Linked DNA regions of Homo sapiens: region 1 is linked to region 2. A link is a contact called in ENCODE Hi-C data. All regions are on one chromosome and are shown on one strand. Each heading gives the region's core, a stretch centred on a gene start or an enhancer-like site at or near the end of the contact. The rest is flanking DNA. Distances are from core to core; before and after follow the strand shown. Region 1 overlaps FOXF2-DT (FOXF2 divergent transcript). Region 2 overlaps EXOC2 (exocyst complex component 2).

What was found. Hi-C counts contacts between places; a loop is a spot of excess contacts on that map. Pooled maps may share reads with other maps.
Region 1: a map of MCF 10A shows a loop between it and region 2 (14-fold over the local background). The contact joins two enhancer-like sites. A Hi-C loop is called at or near these places in 4 of 168 maps with a recorded cell type or tissue (HCT116, MCF 10A, PC-9 and 1 more) and 5 of 50 pooled maps.

What each region holds. Positions count from the first base shown.
Region 1 is chr6:1,330,153-1,337,964 of GRCh38, forward strand. All of the region lies in intron 1 of FOXF2-DT (FOXF2 divergent transcript), which reads right to left. Among named protein-coding and RNA genes, the nearest start is that of FOXQ1, 22 kb to the left of the region's middle. Within about 2 kb of position 5,424, at least 9 of the 41 ENCODE cell types and tissues checked have a DNase peak (open chromatin) inside an H3K27ac peak, as active enhancers do.
Region 2 is chr6:587,973-595,643 of GRCh38, forward strand. It overlaps EXOC2 (exocyst complex component 2), which reads right to left. Exons shown (of 28, transcript NM_018303.6): 11 at 4,497-4,615. Among named protein-coding and RNA genes, the nearest start is that of HUS1B, 65 kb to the right of the region's middle. Within about 2 kb of position 1,724, at least 2 of the 41 ENCODE cell types and tissues checked have a DNase peak (open chromatin) inside an H3K27ac peak, as active enhancers do.

The DNA.
Region 1 (7,812 bases), core at 4,174-6,673, 750 kb after region 2:
CATTGTCTCTCCCCCTGTGCTCTCAGGCAATAGATGATTGGCTATTTCTTTACCTCCTGTTTTTGCCTAATTAGCATTTTAGTGAGCTCTCTTTACTATCCGATTGGTTGGGTGTGAGCTAAGTTGCAAGCCCCATGTTTAAAAGTGGAAGCAGTCACCTTCCCAGCTAGGCTTAGGGATTCTTAGTCAGCCTAGGAAATCCAGCTAGTCCTGTCTCTCAATCCCCCCTCTCAACAGGAAAACCCAAGTGCTGTTGGGGAGGTTGGCCGACGACCGCTCTAACTGCTTCCTGCTGAATTGGGGCATAGTAGGGGTTGTGCAGTTGAAATTTCCTTGGGGGAGTGCTTTCGATATCATTAACATCGGTGCATGGGCTAGCAGGCCGGTCCAGGGGTCTGTGGTAGATCTTAGTCATGGACTGCATCTGGGGCTCCTTTTGAAGAACAATTAGTAGTTTTACAGCTTCGATTCTGGAAGAGACAAACTTAACAAGGAGGTTAAAGATACAGGGTCCAAAGAAGAGTCGCAATATTATAGCTGCTGGAGGTCCTAAGAAGGGGAGAATCCAGGGCACCCATTGGCTGAGAAGGCCCCAGGGTCCAGTGTTTTTTAAGCTCCTTTGCTCTACGTTGTATTCGATCTCGAATTTCTTTAACTTTCTCAGTGACAATTCCAGATTAATTAACATAATAACGGCATTCTTCCCCTAAAAATAAAAAGGTTCCCCCTCTTTCAGCGGTTAGCAAGTCTAAAGCTCTTCAATTTTGAAGGACTACTGCATACCCCACCTTTTGAAGTCCTTTTTCTACAAAGGAAATTCCATCAGTGTACAAGTTGAGGTCGGGATCAGTCAAGGGAACCTCTAAAAGGCCCCTCAAGTGGCGTAGGTTTGAGCAATTATTTGTTGACAGTTATGTTCTATCTTTTCTTCATTGTCTGGAAGAAACGTGGCTGGGTTAAGAGTTGCACAAGTGCACAGTCACAACACTGGCCCTTCAAGTAATATTTTACTGATATTTAAGTAAACGATTGTCTGACAGCCACAAGTCTCCTTTAGCAGAGAATATGCTGTTCACATCATGAGATGTCCACACAGTAAGATCTCTTCCCTGTATCATTTTAACTGCTTCAGATACTAAGACTGCTACGGACGCCACTACCCATAAACAAGGAGGCCAACCCTTTGCCACTACATCAATTTCCTTACTCAGGTATGCCACGGGTTGCAAGCTTGTCTCTCGGACCTGTGTAAGGACTCCTAGAACTATTCCTGTTTTTTCTGTGATATATAAAGAAGAGTCTTGCCCTGTTGGCAAGCTTAACACTGGGGCTTGGGTTAGGGCCTTCTTTAGGGCCTGGAAAGCTGCTTCTGCTTCAGGTGTCCATCTTACTAATCGGTATTGGCTTTCTGAGTTTCCTTAATTAGTGTATATAATGGTCTGGTAAATCCAATGGACCTGGGCTTGCAGGCCTTGTAGGACATTAGGATGAAATTCTAATTTATATATATCTATATCTATATATAGATATAGATATATACTGCACACCCAAACCTATTTGTTGAGTATGGTAAATATTTAGTATATGGTACAGAGTGGATACTCAACAAATGGTAATCAGCATTAATAATAGTAAAAGTGCACCTTAACCTTTAATGAGGAAGTCAAATCCTCATCAATCAACCTACAATTGTTGTACAAATTACACAGTTTACCATGAGGTAGACACTTGGGGGGAAATACCTTCAGTAACTTTTAACTAAATTACCTGGAATTTGATCTACAGGATTATTTATGTTGCAAATCAAAGCCATATAGGTCTTTGCCAACATGCATGTCATACCATTCATGCCAAGAAATATAAACCTCTGATATTACTGATTAGTGCAATTAACTTACTTGGTCTTTAAAGTGAAAACACCCCACACATTTAGAAACTATAGGAGGAACACTAAAAACCTAGGGTGTATACCGAATGAGATGCCTTGACTCTCCCATAAGAATTTTCATCTGTTGGCCAGGTATGGTGTCCCACACCTGTAATCCCAGCACTATGGGATTACATAGTGCCCAAGGCGGGCAGATTGCCTGAGGTCAGGAGTTCAAAACCAGGCTGACCAATATGATGAAACACTGTCTCTACTAAAAATACAAAAATTAGCCAAGCGTGGTGGCATGCGCCTATGGTCCCAGCTACTCGGGAGGCTGAGACAGGAGAATCGCTTGAATCTGGGAGGCAGAGGTTTCAGTGAGCTGAGATCACACCATTGCACTCCAGTCTGGACAACAAGAGCAAAACTCCATCTCAAAAAAAAAAATAATAATAATAATCTGTTAAACCAAAAAATACAATGCAAAAATGTTATTGAAATGAGACTAACAAAAAAGTTTTTAATCTCCTTATTTTCTTTTCAAGCATAACTAGATGGAAAAAGATGAAGATAATTCATCTGCTCAATTGTTTTTTTCAGCTCAGTGATTCTCTGTCTTCTATGTTTACATTGTCAAAATAGAAATAGGTCCTATTAGCTCTAAGGTTTATGCACATAAGTGATTAATCCCATTTAAAGTTTGTGTTTCTCCCTTTCCTCCACGAGCCCTCAGTTTTCCATTTTTCTCTCACCATCTTCTTGCTATCTTTCCCTGTACTCTGTGAGACCTCCTTCAAAGGTCAGCCAGAATAAGAGCAGAATTTTTTTTTTTTTTTTGAGACAGAGTCTTGCTCTGTTGCCCAGGCTGGAGTGCAGTGGCACAATCTTGGCTCACTGCAACCTCTGTCTCCTGGGTTCAAGTGATTCTCCTGTCTCAGCCTCCTGAGTACCTGGGACTACAGGTGCGCGTCACTGTGCCCAGCTAATTTTTGTATTTTTAATAGAGACGGGGTTTCACCATGTTGGCCAGGCTGGTCTCGAACTCCTGACCTCATGATCTGCCTGCCTCTGACTCCCAAAGTGATGGGATTACAGGCGTGAACCACCACGCCTAGCCCAATAGCAGAATATTCTATGCAAGAAGAAGAGAGTAAGCTTCTGCTGGATCTTACAAAAAGCTTGCCCAGATCCTTTCAACTTCCCAGGAACCACCAAACCTTCCCTCAGCAGCATGTCATCACTGGAGCAGCAGGTTGATTTGCAAAACCATGTGGAGCCAACAAAATCTTCTCAAACCCAGTCCTCATCTCACTCCATTCACCAGAACACATGTCTAAAACAGCAAAGATTTCTATGTGTAAAGCGAGCCCATAAGAACTCTGGGAGAAAGCATGGAAGAGTCCTAAGTCTTTTTTGTAGAAGCAGGGCTCATCTGTGCATGGCACAAACCCCAAATGCTTTCTAAGAAAAGGTGGGTAAGTGTGAGTCTTTAAATAATGTAAACTTCTATTTGTTTAAGCAATAGACAAATGAGAAACATATTTGTGGCCTATCTGACAAATAAAGGTAATGATAAAGCTTTTAAAGTCAATTTTTAAAACTAAAAAAAAAAAATACAATAAAAATAAACAGTAGTCAAGGCCAGATTCCAGAAAATAATGCAAATAGTCCATAAAATGCAAAAAAATGTTGTCTTCCTTACTTGAAACATGAATTACAGCAATAATCATTTGCCATTTATTGCCTATTGGCAAAGATTTAAGAGTTTCATAGCACATGGAGTTGGTGAGGTTTTGAGGAAATAGGCAGTTCATATAATGTTGATAGGGTTGTAAATTGATATAACTTTTTCACAGGGCAATTTGGCAATATCTATTAAAATGTAAAATTTACATACCCTTTGACCCAGCAATTTCATTGCTAAGAATTCAGCCTAAGGGTTTGTTCTCTCATCTGTGCAAAGAGTGCAAGGGTACCAGGACACGTCTTGCTGTATTGTTTGTAATCTCCCCAAATGGGGGGAGAAAACTTGCTAATATCAATTTAAGAAACTGGTTAAATTCATTATGATACAAACCACACAATGGACTATTAAGCATGGGTGGATTCTTATGCTCTTGTGGAAAGGTTCTGAGATACACTGTTGAGTGAGGAGAAGTGTGCTGCGGACAATACATCGAGTGTGACCCCATTTGCAGTGAAGGTTAAATAGATATATATCCGTCTGTGTGAAAGTTTGCACGTGCAGAGGAAATTTTCAGAAAGATTTTAAGAAAGACTTAAATTGCAGTTACCTCTGTGTATCTGGTAAAGCTGGAGAGGTCTTTTATCTTTGGAAAAACATTTTATCTTTTACCTTACACTCTTGTATTCTACTTGGCAGAAGTCATTTTTATCATTAATGTGCATTACTTTACTATTAAGACAAACATAGTTTACTATTTGGGGAAGAATACAAAAGAGAAAAAGGAGGAGAAAACAAAGGAGGGAAGGAAAGCATAAAGGTTTAAAGGAGGGAGGAGGGAAGGAGAAAGGAAAGGAAAGGAAGAGAGAAGAAACCTCCTCATTCTTTTGAGTAGAAGGCCGTTACCTGTTTCAATGGAGACAGTTAGCAGCACATTTTAAAACTTAAGTAATTTTACCCAACTTCACAAACACTAACTTGTTGCTTCTTTTATAAATGAAAACAAGGAAGTCTCTAGGGTTGGTTTCGTCCACACTTTTTCTTAGGCTATATGCAAACCACCCTGGGATAAAGTCCTCACTGCACGTAAGCCAAGGGTGACTCCAGGGAGCCAGACGGCATTTCCTTCCATAATACACAAATTTGTATTTTGCCTGATGTTTTTGTCTCTGAGCCCAGATCCCACAGTGATAGGCGCCACAAAAGTACACAGACCAACAGAGGACGCGCCCTGATTTTGCAGAAGAGACCGATGCTTGGAGGTCAAGAGGCTGCCTGCCACGGATTCAGACTGGAAGCTTCGGCCGTCTGAGCAGATTAGAGCATCAGGCTTTGTCGCTAGTGCATGCAGGAGTTTTCACAGATAAAAATCTTTCTTTCTTCTCCTTAAGATTCTGGTAGCTAACCAGAAGCTACATGAATTTTTTTTTACTTACTTTTTAAGATTAAAATCATACATGAGGTCTCTTTTATAAGATAATGAGTATTGCAAAGGATTTTTTTTTTTAAAGAACTGGTTTTTAAAAATTGAGAGACTTTAACAAGGCTTGTATGTTTGTTTTTAAACTCCTTTTCTATGGTAAAGGAGGAAAGTTTAGGCCTACCACAGGACCAAGGCTTGCAGAAAGACAAAACTGTTCTGGAAGCAAATGGGACCCACTCCTTCACCTCCTTCCCCCGCCCTCCCTTTCCTCTCCTTGCCCCAAACTGAACTCTGCAACCATTACTGAAGCTTACAAAATATTCTGCTACTACTCGACAGTTTAAAAATTAACAAGCATGTAAAGCTACCGGGGGTAAAAGCCTGGAGCCTGTGGCAAGAAGCAAGCCCTGGCTGGATTCTGTAATTATTTCTTACGCAACTCCAGGTCGCAGTCACAGCTTTCCGAAGATTACACACTTCCAGCCGCTCAGCCCTGCTGGAGCAGGAGGGCCTGGCTCTGCCAGAGTTGTGTATGCCTCTCATAGCATCATAATTAGTCATTAAACAGCAGAACAAAGGGCCATTCTGACCAAGGTGGCACTACTGGATTCCTTTGCTTGCAGGAAAGGAGAAATTTCTTGCACGTTCTCCCCTGGAAGGATGTGAATGGGGTTGGGAAGGGAAGACCAAGATGTGGAGAGGGGTGGACCGAGAGTTAGTTGCAGAAGGCAGACTTCATGGGGATTTTCTGTCCCTGCTGCTGCGTTTCTTGTTTGTGTTGCTGCATAAACTCCACCAGACCAGCACGCTGTGACTGCCCTAGCCCGGCCCGATCAATGGGAAGGGACCTCTTGGAGGGCCTCTGTGCCTACGAGGTTTCCAGCCCTACCCCAGGCTTTTCCTTATTACCAAGATTGCTGCCCTCATGTTCACACATTTTATTTTTTATCAGAATTTTGCGAAATCAGAATTCTAAACTTCTGAGGCCCTAGATAGTTTTAATGAAGCATATACCTAGAACCTGAATATTCAGGGTAAAGTATTAGCCTTAAGTATAATCACGGCTAGCCCATGGATTCTGCAGATGAAGAAACTGAGGCCAGAAAGCCCAGTGGTGAGCTTTATTACAAACATTATGGGGGCTTCATGAAGGCACTTGGCTTTACTTTATTCTTGGAACTCAGAGCTAACCTCCCATGCTTTCTTTGTCTGCTCTATGAATTCAGTGTCTACCTGAAACCTCCACCCAACCTGTTTGTACACTTGGAAAACCCAACCTGGTGCATGGGCTGGGTGATAATCATGGCAACACTGCAGCCTGCAGGTAAGTGTGAAGATAACAGCAAGACAGCTGGAGAGTGCTACCTGCCAGCACACAGTCTCAACCCCTAAGAGGCAGCTGCGCCCAAGAGAGGAGGGATGTCAATGAAGGGTCACACCTTCAGTTTGGGCTGAAATGAGTGAGCTAAAGGAGTGGTTTGTTATTCAGAATTACATTTGCCAAAGTGTACTAGGGAAAAGAATTAATTTCCCACAGCATTGGTAAGAGGATTGGGTCTTTTTGCCTGGACTTTATAGAAGAGGTCAAGAAAGATGGAAAATGGCCCACGGAAACTGACTCGCCCACAGCGGCCTGCCCTGCTCAGCTGTGCCACTCAGTAACCACTAACAGCGACTCCAAGTTGACAAGAGAAAAACAGTCTTTTCACATTAATCTCATTTCCCTGTGTGAGAGTTTCACTAGACTACATCAGGGAAACACCACAGACACTGACTATCCAGTTCTAATACATCCGAAAATATCTTCAAGGATGGCATAGAGAAATGTAGGTTAGACAATTAAGTTACAGAGAAATTCCGTGGATTAATCAGTTGTAACCCAAAGGTGCCAGTTAATGGATTAACATCGACCTATAGGGACACATCAAAGAATTCTTTTCCACCATGTTTTCCAATGAACTGGATAGAAACACCTTCAGATCTCAGCTCAAATGTTACCACTTCCTTTGAGGTTTTCTCTAGCCACCCTATCTAAAATTGGGAAAAAAAAAAAAAAGTCCTCTCCTCTTTTATCTCTCTCTTCTGCTTTATCTTTCTCCTCGGCACTTGGCATTACTGAGTTTACCATATGTACCTATCTTTGTTTCATGTGTCTTTCACACTTGAATGAAAGCTCCAGGAAAATAGGGATTTCTTCCTGTTTTGTTCACCGCTGTATGCCCAGATCTTAGATTGGTGCCTGGTGGCTGGGCACCATGGCTCACACCTGTAATCCCAACACTTTGGGAGGCCGAGGCAGGTGGATCACCTGAGGTCAGGAGTTCAAGACCAGCCTGGCCAACATGGTGAAACCTCATCTCTACTAAAAATAAAAAATTAGCCAGGCATGGTGTCACTTGCCTGTAATCCCAGCTACTTGAGAGGCTGAGGCAGGAGAGTCTCTTGAACCTGGGAGACGGAGATTGCAGTGAGCCGGGATCGCACCACTGCGCTCCAGCCTGGGCGACAGAGCAAGGCTCCGTCTCAAAAAACAAAAACAACAACAAAAAAAAGATGCCTGGCATGTCAAAGTGCACTCAATAAATAGTCACCAAATGAACCAATGGATGGCAATAATGTGCTTGCTGAATGTGAAGATAGCATAAACCCAGGCGGGTGGGGGAAATATTAGATGGCAAAGTCAACAACCAAAATTATCTTGACAGGTGAGAACGACAGTCCGAAGCCAGCAAGATGGAATTTAACAGGCTATGTAAATCAATCCCACAGTTAGATTTCAGAAAAACAATTGCACAAGAACAAGATGGGAAAGATAATGTGGCTAAATAATACCAC
Region 2 (7,671 bases), core at 474-2,973:
GGAGAGAAGCAGGTAAGACTGGCTATGAGCTGATAAAATGAGATTGGCTATGAGTTGGTAACTGCTGAAGTCAGCGTGAGTACATGGGGTATTGTTACATTATCCTTTCTGCTTTTAAATATAAGTGGGATTTTCCAAAATTTAATAGTGAAAATCGCTTCTGACCTAAGTTCAAAAAACCACCCCAATTTTCCAGTTAAAAGCCTCTCATGTGCTAGAATTACCTACATTTAGATTAGCAGTGTTTACTGACAATGACAGAGGGAACAGTTAAGCATGTTCTGAATGTCAAAAGAAAAAATAAAATGTGAATTTAAGACATTTATATTGTATTGTCATTAAAACTGTAAAGTTCAAAGAGTTGTAAGGAATTGTTTCCACTTTTTTATTTTTTGAGATGGAGTGAGTCTCACTCTGTTGCCCAGGCTGGAGTGCAGTGGTACGATCTCGGCTTACCATAACCTCTGCCTCCTGGGTTCAAGTGATTCTCCTGCCTCAGCCTCCTGAGTAGCTGGGCCTATACCTGGCTATACCACCATACCTGGCTAATTTTTGTATTTTTAGTAGAGACAGGGTTTCACTATGTTGGCCAGGCTGGTGTTGAACTCCTGACCTTGTGATCCGCCCGCCTCGGCCTCCCAAAGTGTTGGGATTACAGGCGTGGGCCACCGCACCGGCCCTTCACTTTCTAATGAAAAGATGAAGTAATGAAAGTAACCTGAGGCACTGCTCCCATTCCACGCACATTCTTTCGATTATTTCCCAAGTGATGAACAAGGTGCGCAACAAGCTTGCTCAGAGTAAGTGAGTTACAAGAAAGCTTCTGTCACCTTTTTTTTTTCCAAAACACTGATTTTAAGCAATTTAGAATGAATATATATAGCAATAAATTAAGATGTCAGGGAAGGAAAGATGACGGTGTGTTTCCCTCTATCTTTGAGAAAGATTCAGACCTTTGGTGATGGAATACTGGTTATCAGATATTTGAGGTAAAGATATGACGAGATAGATGAAATTTTCTGGAATTTTTCCAGTTTCAAAAAGTCCATATGTTGTCTTCATAAATTACACACATATTCCAGAAATTCAAATATTTTCATACCAAATTAGGTATTCAGTTTGTTTCCTGAAAGTATAAGTAGGAAAATCCTTGGTCAGACCACATATCCTATCTGTATCCAGTGAATATGGTGACTGCATTCATCACCACCTTTGCTGGAGAGCAGTGACATTTGTCGAGCACCCGCACGGTGTCTGGAACGCTTCTCAATGCCGATCTAGAGAACTGACCGTCGAGCACCCGCACGGTGTCTGGAACGCGTCTCAATGCCGATCCAGAGAACTGACTGTCGAGCACCTGCACGGTGTCTGGAACGCTTCTCAATGCTGATCTAGAGAACTGACTGTCCAGCACCCGCACGGTGTCTGGAACGCGTCTCAATGCCGATCCGGAGAACTGACTGTCGTTGTTTAGGTTCAACTGAGATTTCACCTCCTCTAGAAAACTTCCCTGGACTTCCCCTCAACCGGACTGCACCCTTCCTATCATACATTTTCATACAATTTTGTACTCCCCACTACCTCACACTTTTCACTATTCCAACTGAATACATGCCTATGTGATTTTTTAGATGGTGTGTTTCTCCCTAGACCACAAGCTCCAAGAGGCCAGCTCGCACTGCACTTCCGGCTCCTGGCACAGCAGCCAGCACCCTGGTGACCAGCCCTGGCTGCACATGAATCGCCCGGGAGCTTGAAATTGCCTGGACTCCAGCCACAGAGATTAGAATGTGCTTGGCACGGAGGGAAGGGGTAAGGCCAAGAATTGATAACTGGTTGTTAAAAAGCCCCAGTGGACGCGTGGTAGCTCACGCCTGTAATCCCAGCACTTTGGGAGGCCGAGGCGGGTGGATCACGAGGTCAGGAGATCGAGACCATCCTGGCTAACACCGTGATGGGGTGAAACCCCGTCTCTACTAAAAATACAAAAAAATTAGCTAGGCGTGGTAGCGGGCGCCTGTAGTCCCAGCTACTTGGGAGGCTGAGGCAGGAGAATGGTGTGAACCTGGGAGGCGGAGCTTGCAGTGAGCTGAGATCGAGCCACTGCACTCCAGCCTGGGCGACAAAGCGAGACTCTGTCTGGAAAAAAAAAAAAAAAATCCCCAGTGGACTCTGATGGGCCCTTAAGGTTGAGAGCTCTGCCGAACAGAGTAGACTCAAAAATTATTGGTTGAATCAACAGAGAAATAAATATGTAAGGCTTTCTAAATATTCCCAAAGACTGCAGACTGTGTGTAACATTTGCTGTCATTTTCACTTGCTAAAAATATAAAATAATTAATGACATTAATGGGGATGTTGACATGGCTTCAGCAGAGATACCTGGGTTTTCTTAAATACCAAGCATAGAAAAAAATGGCATCAGAGCTGGAAAGTACTCAAATCCAAGCCAACTAATTCATGACAAAACTATGCTAGAAAGAAACAACGGCGACCTCTCCATTGTACTTCCTTCTCTACCAAGACTGCTCTCCTGTTACAGCTCCTGATCCTCCCAGGGACCTGATGAGGGCCATTACTCCTTTTCATGTCATCCAGTTAGGGGCTCAGGTCTCAGGCCCTGCATTTGCCAGAGTCACCACCAACAGCGTAAGAGCAATCCTAAGGACATTTCTCTTTCATCTTCTGCTTCATCTTGGAGATTTTGCTGACCACTCCCTTCTGTTTTCCTCCCGCCATGACCACCCCTTCTTCGTTTCCTTTGAAGGCTTCTCTTCTTCTACCAGCCCCTAAAACATCACTTGTCAGGACTCTTTCCTGAGTTTGCTTCTTTTTTCGTCTTCTTGGGTAAATGCACGAGTTCCAAGGGACCACCTGTATGCCCACCAAGCTCAAATTTCTCAGTCTCTAGATCCAACTACTTCCATCTCTACTTACATGTCAGACAACCCCAAGTCAAGCTGTCCAAACAAAGAGGCGGAATCACTTTTCTCCCCTATGTTCCCTAACTCAGTGGCACCATCACCCTAACTAGCTGCCAGTCAGCCATCTGGAAATCACTGCTCATCCCTTCCTCCTCTTCATTTGTCCATCATCCAGCCCTATCAGTTCTATTCCTGAACGGCCCTGGAGTCCATGCTCTTCTTCACATTCCCACCACCTCCACATCAGGTGGGGTGCCTGTCTCCTCACCAGCTTCACTGCTCTGGGCTTGCTCCCTCTCATCCACCCACTATGGGCGGCCAGAGTCGTCATCTTTTCAAAAGTAAGTCTGAGCTTGTCTTCCCCCAATCCATTGACCCCAGCTTAAAATCCGTCAGCGACTCCCCATCGCACTCTGGGTGAAGTCCAAACCTGTCACAGCAGCCAAGAAAGTTCGTCTCTTCACTCCACCTCCACGATCTAAGCTCCAACCACACAGGATTCAGAGGCCTTCTTGTGCTTGTAACCTGTGCACATTCTCCCTTCCTGGAAGTCTTAAATGCTTTCCTTCTCTATTTCAACTGTCAAGTACAGATACCCTTCTGATCTCAAAAGAGATGTCACTCCCTTCAGCTCTCAGAATGTCACTCCCCTGACCTCAAAACCCTGGATCAGAGGCTACTCCTAAGCACTCCAATGTCACTCAGAACTTCCCCAGTCATATGAAACAGCACACAATATTCTAACAGCTGGCTGGTTATCTGTCTACCCTACTATTTTGTGAGCTTGCATGAGCTAGGCCCTTGTCTGTTGTCCTGACTACTGTGACTTTGGCACCCAACAGTGTCTGCAGCATAGCAGGCATTCAATATACTCAATATTCTCCAAATGATAGTATACAAACAAAAGCCAATACACCTGCACACAAATAGACCTTTGACTTCTCTCCCCCAGCTTCCCTCAGGGCCTCCACACAGGTGGTCCCTTTCTCAAGCTGAGATGGCTAGTAAGCTACCTTTTATCCTTCCAGTTCTAATACGGAGGCTTCTCTGAGACATTCCCACACCAGCCATCTAAAGCATTCTCCTCAGTTACTCCCTTTTGGAACATCTTGATTTTCTTTTTTTCTTTCATCACATGTCCCAGCATTTTATTTGGTTAGTTACATGTTTAGTGGCTTTTCCTTCCTCTAGCGGTAACTCTGGGAGGCAGCAGCTATGTCTTACTAGCGATGGGTGCAGTGCCTGGCACAGAGCAGGACTCAACATACACCTGACGAGACGATGTGCAGACTGATAGTTACCAAAGACCAATGTCACCTCCTCGGCATCACGCTGCCTGCCCCGAAACGTCAACGCTGTCCACCAATCGCAAAAACAGACATGATAAAAGAGTTGTCCCTTTTCATTAGTACAATGCTAACCAGTGGCCAAAAAAACCACAAAACAAGCAAAAGACAATAATAAGAGATACCAAGTAAATTAGGTAGTCAGTGCCTTCATCATTAAACATTCCCAGAATGCATCAAAATGACATGAAGGAATCACACAACACATTGGAAGAGAAATCCTTGCCTTTCAGATCTTTCACGTAGCCCTCTTTGCAACTGTGCATGAGCTGAAGGATCCACTTGTGTTGGGCTCCAATGCATTGCCAAGCAGGGTCACCAGACGCATGAAGGTCAGACAGGTACCTGAAAAAGCAAGTCCAAGGTTGAGGCCAAAGGGAAATGCTGGCATATTTTAAAATCATTACTTTTTAAAGGCTAAAATTTTATCAATTAGTCTTGTGCCCTGTCAAATATTAGTCTTTAATATTTAATTCTCAATGAAATATATTCAAATTTCTTGGCTAGGTGAGATGGCTCCTGCCTGTAATCCCAGCACTTTGGGAGGCTGAGGTGGATGGATCACCTGAGGTCAGCAGTTCAAGACCAGCCTGGCCAACGTGCTGAAACCCCGTCGCTACTAAAAAAAAATACAAAAATTAGCCAAGTGTGTTGGTGCAAGCCTGTAATCTCAGCTACTCGGGCGGCTGAGGCAGGAGAATCGCTTGAACCCGAGAGGCAGAGGTTGCAATGAGCTGAGATCTCACCACTGTACTGCAGCCTGGGCGACAGAGTGAGACGCCATCTCCAAACAAACAAACAAGCAAACAAAAAATAAAAAAATAAACAGCAGAGCTTTAAAATTTTTTCATATAAATGATAAAACTATTAAAAACAGCTCTTTGTAAAAAGATAAGGACAATTTGCAGTGATCCTATCTACCTGATGAGCATTTTTCTTTATATTTATATTTAGTTCACAGGAGTTTTTCTACTTAGTTCAGAGTCATTATATTAGACACAGGTGGGAGCCAGCAGATACTGGGCAAATACTTTTAAAATTTCAGATGTTTTTTAATTCCTTTCTGATATGAAATATGGCCACGAGATGGCAGTATGGCACCGCTTTCTAAAACTAGCTAAATGAGGGCTAACCGAACTGTGAAGAGATTTGGTGACAACACTCACCTCTAAAGTCCACACTCACGACTGAGAAAATATTTCTCTAGGAAATATAGTATAGTTCGGTGTTTTTCTTAGTTTCTAAATATTCTTAAAATATATCAAGTCTTTGTCTATAAAACACCCAAATCCATAGAGACCATTTACTTCCATAGAAAAATTTCTGTCAAATATTATTTAAGATTTGGCCCTCAGCCCTCACAAAATATATAAATATAGCAAGCTAAATCCAATTAAATCAACTCCAAAAGCATGTCCAAATGAATTTATTGTCTTAAAACTGTTGTTAAGCCATATGCCATTCTTTGTCTCTGGGTTAGAGGTTTTTGTTCAGTGGTAAATCATCATCAATGGCTCCAGGCTGACCTTGGGCCAGACCTCAATCCCTCAGGGGTGCACCCATGCTTCCAGCCCATTCTTCCAGTAGTGAGTGTGTGTTACTCAGGTATCTCAATCAGCAGCCAATCAGAGGAGAAACAAATCCACTTTGTAATATGTTAGCAACAAATAAAATGCTGAGAACACTGACATTCCCAGCTGATGGGGAGGGACTGGGTGCTGTGGGGAGCCGGATATCCAGGCATCTGCAGACGGGCCACACTCAGGCTGCCCAGAGGTGGCTGAGAGCTGCCATCTCCTCCCCCTTGTGACCACCTACAGGTTGCAAACAGGATGTGTCTCTGTGCTGAGAAAGTGGCAGGTCAATTAGAAGGAAGAGCTTTACTCAGATTAAGAAGTCACCAGCACTCCTCCTCATAAATGAGAATAGTATCCTGAGAAGAAAACTACAATCTAACAAGTTACATTTAGCTTGGCACAGGGGATTCATTTCAGATTCCAAAATGCAGTCTGATTCTTTCTCTCACACAAGGCTTTCTTCTTTTATTACCTGAACGATAAATATAACAAATAGTACACTGTGTCTTTCTTCCCAAAGAACGTGATTCTATGCTTTCTTGCTGGGGATGATGCATTTCAGCGTTCTCCCTAAATAGGCTTGTTTTGCCTCCCAACACCTCTGCAACGCTTTCTCCTAACACTTTCACTCACGTAGCCCTCAGATTTGGTGTTAGTAGTAAAATAAAGAGATACTCTTTTAGGGACGGTGTTCCTTTTAATGTTTAAATTACTGAATAGGAGTGTAGACAGTTCCGTACAAGGGTTCTTTCTCCAGGAGTACAGCAAGAGGAATCAATAAGCTTTGCTTAGTGGCTTTTTACATTATACGTCTCTTTAAAATGTTGACTGTGTCCTTGCAAAACCTAATAACAAAAGACTTTTTCTATCATCTTATTAACGGGTATTAAAGTAAAGGAGTTTATAAAAGTTTTACAAAGCAAGATAAAGTTGTTCTTTTAGAAATTCTAGACTCAGTTCAAAAGCATGACAACTTGTGCTGGGCTCTTCAAATAAGTTTCTTGTTTCCTTTCAGTATGCAGCTAAAAATAAGTAGTTACATTTCAAAACTCTGTTTAGAATGATACATGTTATCGCCATTTCTTTTAAAACTGCATATTAAGAACACTTTAAAAAGGCTTTTTAGATTCAAAAGCAATGTAAAGAATGTTAATTATGATTAACACAGGCTCAGTATTTTAAAATTTAAGAATAAAGGAAGTTTTTAGTCATATTCTGACATGATCTTCTCACAGCTACCAGGGATAAGATCACACTGCTGTGGAAAGGAATATGCAGAGCTTTGCTTCCTGCCAACATCAAGATAGAAATAAGGAGAGGGAGAAGAATAGGGAAGGTTTAAATTAGATAAAATAGTGAATGATATTAGAAAAAATTGTGAACAGTAAGACAATATAGTGGTAATCTGATTTTCCCCTCTACTATGCATAATCTGGATTATGTAAGAAAACTAATACATTTTTGTTCATGATAAAGCTATCTCTATTCCTACTTGATGCTCATAAATTTCAAAGTCCAACAGGTATTTGACCTGGTTCTGATCTTATTTTTCTATTTCTTAGCGACTAAAAATTTCATTTAAAAAGGTAACAATTGCTCAGTATTTTCTCAAAGCATCGTAAATAAAATAATCATTAACAAATACATAAACTATTGTTGACTTGTTTATATTTTTGCTCTTTTGCCTTTAAGATGACAGGAAAAATCGTAGTTAAAAGGCTCCTTAAAAGAATCTTTTTTGGCACTACCACCTTTTAAACGATATCCAGTAAGTTATATACTCATAAAAACTGCACATGAGTTATCCATATAGATGGTAACCCA